Regions from separate parts of the Mus musculus genome. Here region 2 is linked to region 1. A link is a loop called in an ENCODE intact Hi-C map of the cell type or tissue named here. Cell type or tissue: heart. All regions are shown on one strand. Each heading gives the region's core, and the rest is flanking DNA. Links, peaks and the distances in the headings are about the cores only.

Region 1 (2,801 bases), core at 181-2,680:
AAAGACTCCACCTTCTTAAGCACAAATAAGGCTTGTTTGTCAGTTGGTCAAGAGGAGTTTTCTGTAAAGACATTTTAGTAACACAGCTGAAACAACACTGTCCCCCTAAAGTGAACCCCTCAGCCTTGGAAGAGCGCATAGGTGTGGCTCTGCACCGTGGCTTGGCTCCACAGGAAAGTGAGGATGGCCAAGTAGCAGTCAAGGGAAGGCAGGCACTGGGCCAGGAGTCAGATGTCACCCCAGGCCTGTAATGGTGGAAGGAGCACGCTAGACACTCTGAGAGGGAAAACAGTTGCTCTCTGGGGAGAAAGCATGAACTGTGGTTTTCCTCAGTAAATCAATAAGCCCTGGTAGCAGGGCACTTTGCTCCTTTGAACCAGTTTGTGAAATTGATTATGTCTGAGGATGGAGAGCCAGACGCCTCCCCCCCCCCCCCATTCCCTGGGCACCACCATGCAGGAGAAGGTTCCTGGCTGAGGCTGGGCTCCCTCTTGGACATCCTTTCCCAGTCTTATCAACACAGCTCCCTGGTGACTCCACCATGATACTAGCTTGGCCTGAAGACCCCCTGCAGGTAACCCCAAAAGGCCAGTGGCACTGACTAGTGGCTCTCCTGCCTCCAATCTTATTCTCTGTTGTCCCTCATCCCTCCAGCCAGGCTGTGTTCCCATACTCTGAGGTCTTAAAACAAGAACCAGGAAGTGGAACTTGGGCCTCTGCCCTTCAAATACTTGATCCAGGGCCAGGATCCCAGGGGAAACAAAAAACAAAAAGGGTGGAGGCACCAGATCAGTAGGGCTATGCCTGGGCATGCTGGAGCTGCTGGGCATGGAGGAGAGACACTACTCATCCTTACAGGGCTTTTTGTGGGTACCACTGTGCTCTAGTTGGGCTCTGGGCAGAAACTGGACCCCAGGGGTCTGGTGGAGGCTCTCACCCTTTCACTAAAAATCCCTCCCTCTGTTCCCCATGCATTTCCCTCTCAGTTCATCTGGGCAGCAGGTGTGTAAGGCACAGCCAAAGGCTGGTGCAGTCACACCAGATAACATGGGGATTAGGGATGGTGCTGAAGGTCACCCAGCTGACTCCAGGAGCACCCGAGGGTCTAGGGAAATCTTGTTTTCTTGGTCGGAGGGGCAGCTGAAAGCTTGGAGCCTCCTCACTGACTCTGGTCTCTCTTCCAGAGGGCAACTGAGGACATAAAAGCCACCCACAGCAGGCGCACCTCTGCCTCAGGGCCTTTGCATGTTCTCCTCAGCCTTGTGCAGCTGGATACTGAGTAGTGAGGCGCACTCCTGACCCTCCTGACCCTCTGGAGTGTGAAAGTGTGGCCTCTTCCTCTCTAGTCAACAGTCCTGCTCCCTCTTTATGACCTCCTATTTCCTACAGCTCACAAATATAATTTATATTTTACAAAGATATGTTTATTTATTATGTGGTGTTGGGGATCTGACCCAGGACCTTGAATTTTGTTTGTTGTCTGCATTCAAAAGCTCCCAGAGCCCATGAGAACACATTCCCTGCTATCCCCAGGGTGGGTGGGTGGGGGGCAGTGTCTGAACAGTCAGTCCGTGTCGTTGAGCACGGTTGCACTGAACATACTTCTTTAGGGACACAGGAAGCCCTCACGTGGCCCGCCTGGTGTGGGTATTAGGGAATGGAAAGTCTTTGCTGAACACGCCCACGTTTTTGTTCCACCCTTCCCCCCAGCCCCCTCAGCTTCAAGTCTTGTGTGAAGTCAGACCACGCACAGCCAGTGAAAGCCTCCACTTGAGGGAGGAAGTCACTGTCACAGTAAAAACAATGTGAGCCTCTGGGGCTCTGCGACTTTAAAAAAAAGATCAGGCCGAAATCGGAGGCAGAGAAGCAAATGTCGCAGATGTCCATCTCTACAATCCTGCCAGCAGCACAGAATGCCAGCAAAGGCACAGCCCTACTGTCAACGCGCATGCATACATACCGGATCCCTCCACCTCCCTCCTGATCCCGCCAACCAGATGCCAGAAAGGCTATCCAGACTTCTGGCCGCCGGAAGTTTAAATGACGGGAGGTGCAGACTGGAGAAGTTAAAATTAAGAGTCACTTGGACGGCGCCCTCAGCTACCTGGATTGGCTCAGGTGCCTGGGCAAGTAGCAAGCCTGGAACCCAAGGGACAAACATGCATGGGGGGGCGGGCGGGCGGGGAAACCAGGGGGCTGAGGAGCCAGCATCGCTGTCAGGCGCAGCACCCACCCCTTGCTTCCGAAGCGCAAGCAAGGGGTTGACGCCCCTGGAAGAGGATGGAGCATCAGATGCAGGACTAAGAAGCATGGCCTATTGCACGCCTGGATCGGTCTTAGGATAAGGGGAAGCGCATTTAGCTGCGGGAGATACGCGAAGCCCTCGCAACTCTCACGCTGGAGTGCCGCTGCTGTCCCCGGAGCTTACTGTCAGGGTCGCTCTCGGGTTCCTACTCCCGCGGCGGCTGGTGTGCAGTTCCTCCACTCTCAAACTCCTCTTGAGCCTCTTTGCCTGCTGCTGAGCTGGTGACACCAGCTGCCTGTTAGCCCCGCCCCCACTAGCCCCGCCCAGGCCTTGGCCCCACCCCCGAGTTGGCTGGTTGGCCAAGGCTAGCTGAGCATCTAGCTAAGGTGTTTCACCTATTCTGGCAAAGTCTGCTGTTCTGAACAGGGTATTGGCAGTTTAAACTCTGCAGTCTGTGGACTCTACACACAAGAGCCCAAGCTGGCCTGGTGCTACAGCCTTCCTCTCACCTTCCTAGCAGTTCGTTGTAACCATTTTATAAGCGAACCAGTCAGTG
Region 2 (2,801 bases), core at 166-2,665, 200 kb before region 1:
TCAACCCTGTTAAGAAAAAGATCACCTTTAAAATAAAAAAAGCACGATAAGGCAGTTTATCAAAGCCATATATTCATTTTCACTTTCATGCACACACAGCCCATCAATCTGTGCTAAGACCTGAGACTTTGAGCTGGTTGTGGTATTCACACTTGTACCAGAGCTCAGGGTGCAAAGGCATGAGGTGTGACATAAGCCTCAGGTACATACTAAGTCCCAGGCAAGCCTGGGTTACATGAGCCCTGCCTTCTAAACATACAAAACGTGGGAACACATTAGCTCTTAGGCTGTTGGTAGAGGCTGCCTAGTCTCTTCTGAGGTCAGCATCACTTTCCTTTGGCCCATCTAAGACTTACATAATTCAACAATTCACTTCAGTGGGTCTTATCTCCCAGCATTCTAGCATCAGTCATAACTACATTTGAAAACTTGTTTGTGGTTTTTTTTCTTAATAAAAAAAATTTCTGCTCCCCACCCCCCAGGCAGGGTTTCTATGGATAGCCCTGGGTGGCCTCAAATTCAGAGACCTGCCTGCCTGCTGCATTTAAATGCCCCACCACTGCCCAGCCAAAAAAATGTTTTAAGTTACTGCCTATAGAATTATTTTCTAATTCTGACTTATTTCTTCTACTCTTGAGCTTTTCACTGTAAAATCTGTCTATGTAAATTTGGGCAACTTGTGCCCTCTAATGGCTGATGTCTTTAACAACACTGGTTATATCTAAATGAGGTAGGGAAAAACCCACCAAGTAAATATGACCATTGGGAACTTTACTGGTCTCCCTATCATAAGTCGTTACTTTACCACAAATGAGGAGCTGCCTAAAAGTGTATGACTTCACTAGTTAAAAAAAAGAAAAGAAGAGCCGGGCGTGGTGGCGCACGCCTTTAATCCCAGCACTCGGGAGGCAGGGGCAGGCGAATTTCTGAGTTCTAGGCCAGCCTAGTGAGTTCCAGGACAGCCTGGGCTACGCAGAGAAACCCTGTCTCGAAAAACCAAAAAAAAAAAAAAAGAAAAAGAAAAAGAAAAGAAAAGAAAAAAAAGAAAAAGGGCCATATAAAAAAATATTAACGTGTCCTATTACTAGTTGACTATACTAGAGGGCTGGAGAGATTGCTCAGCAGTTAAGAGCACTAGTTGACTATACTATGACTTTTTAGGCTTTTAGATCAGATTACAGCTTCAAAATGTAATGTTATCTATCAAACTGAATACTAAGATACATGTGTTCACAAACATATGCATACATATTCAAGTAGTAATAATCATTCAAAAGAGAGAAACATCTTTTCCCCATAGCAAAAAGTATGACTATCTTCCTGTTAAATTACACGGACATACTGCTTAGACACTATCCCACTGCTCGACGTTTTAGAAATACCTGTAACGATGAGGTTTCTTCACCCCTCCAGTAGAGGGCGCACTCTTGCGAGCGGCTTTTGTAGCCAGTTGTTTCCTGGGTGCTTTACCACCGGTGGATTTGCGGGCAGTCTGCTTTGTACGAGCCATGGTAAGGACACCTCCTTACTTACCTATCAGTGTTTAAAAAACAAAAAATATCGGATTCAACTAAAACATAACAGTATTCCTGCCAGAACCCCCCCCCCCCAAATCTGGAAATTAATCAGTATGGGGGAGGGGGGGGGACTGTTATATAATTAGTTTGGAAGGGCGCGGATTACATCTATCGCCCAAACATGATTTAAAACAAACTAGAAAATTGTCAGCATTTATACTTTATAAAGCTATTTCCGAGCGATAAAACAGCCAAAACCAGAGAGACGCCCCCCACCATGGCTTTCGATCCAATTCATTTAATTAAAGTAGAAATTAGAAACGTCTGCAAACATTCGATCACAAACAAGTCAAATGAACGAAGCCACAAACACAGAAAGGTCGAGTCAAATTACAGCCAAAAAAAAAAAAAAGAAAAAGAAAAAAAAGAAAGAAAAAGGTTTCAGCGCCCCCCCCCCGCTCGGTTTGCTGCCCCCCTCTCGCGCCTGGCAGTTGGGTTGCTGTAAATATCTAAAAACATTCTTGAGGTTTGTTTCTTTATAGTTATGTTGACAAAAAGGCGTCTCGAAATGCAAGAACAACAGCCATCGCCAGTGAGCATTCCACAAAGCCCGTCCCCCTCCCGGGCTTCGCTATGGAAGCCGACTGCCCCGCACCCAGGCTTAATTAGCGCTCGACACCGGCCGCCCGGCCCACCCAGCACCACATAAACTTTTGGTTCTGCCTCCCCTGGGTCCCTAGGTTCGGGGTACCGGACCTGCCCGTCTCGGTCCCCGCACCCCGCGCTGGCAACGAGCGACTCGGCTCCCGAAGACTAGCACAAAATGGAAACAATTGGAAACGTATCCGATTCCCTTCCAGAGAGACAAACAGCAAATCGTTCGAAAATACCCCATCCCCTGCCACGTGCCGCTCTCCAAAAATGCAAAAGTTCTTTTTTTTTGTTTTCTGCATTTCATAAGCATCGTTTCTTTTTCTCCAAAAAAGGCAAAAAAATGTTCTTAAAATTTTTTCCTTCCATTTTAAAATGGGGAAGAGAGAAACGGGGGGAAAAAAAATATGGTCGGTGACCAGAGAAGAGAGACAAGATGGTGAAGCTCAGGCACAACTGTGGAGAGGCAGCAAAAAGCGAGTTAGCCCGGGGTGGAAAGCGGCGGCGATTTTACCCCCTTTGCGCCCGAAAAACTGGGGCCTGGGACCCGGAGGCGGCAGTTAAGAGGCTCGCGCGGGACATGGTGAAGGTCTGGGGTCCCGGGAAGGGGCAGCGGGAGGGATTTCACCGAAG

What was found. Hi-C counts contacts between places; a loop is a spot of excess contacts. Peaks named below come from ENCODE experiments on the same cell type or tissue, not always from the same donor. Only the 100,000 strongest peaks of a DNase experiment are listed, where the experiment ranks them.
Region 2: a loop joins it to region 1, with 4 times the contacts of the local background. A loop is called at or near these places in 1 of 42 quality-filtered maps.

The regions. Positions count from the first base shown.
Region 1 is chr1:181,014,999-181,017,799 of GRCm38, forward strand. Ephx1 (epoxide hydrolase 1, microsomal) reads right to left here and starts at 2,571. Exons shown (of 9, transcript NM_010145.3): 1 at 2,429-2,571. In heart, for the core only: no CTCF peak of the experiment used is centred there; DNase peaks (open chromatin) are centred at 733, 1,683 and 2,533; H3K4me3 peaks cover 1,351 bases; H3K27ac peaks cover 2,289 bases.
Region 2 is chr1:180,810,417-180,813,217 of GRCm38, forward strand. H3f3a (H3.3 histone A) reads right to left here. Exons shown (of 4, transcript NM_008210.5): 2 at 1,383-1,533. The coding sequence starts at 1,510. Among named protein-coding and RNA genes, the nearest start is that of H3f3a, 1.8 kb to the right of the region's middle. In heart, for the core only: CTCF peaks have their summits at 688 (motif pointing left), 1,372 (motif pointing right) and 1,591; DNase peaks (open chromatin) are centred at 1,447 and 2,225; H3K4me3 peaks cover 2,420 bases; H3K27ac peaks cover 1,110 bases.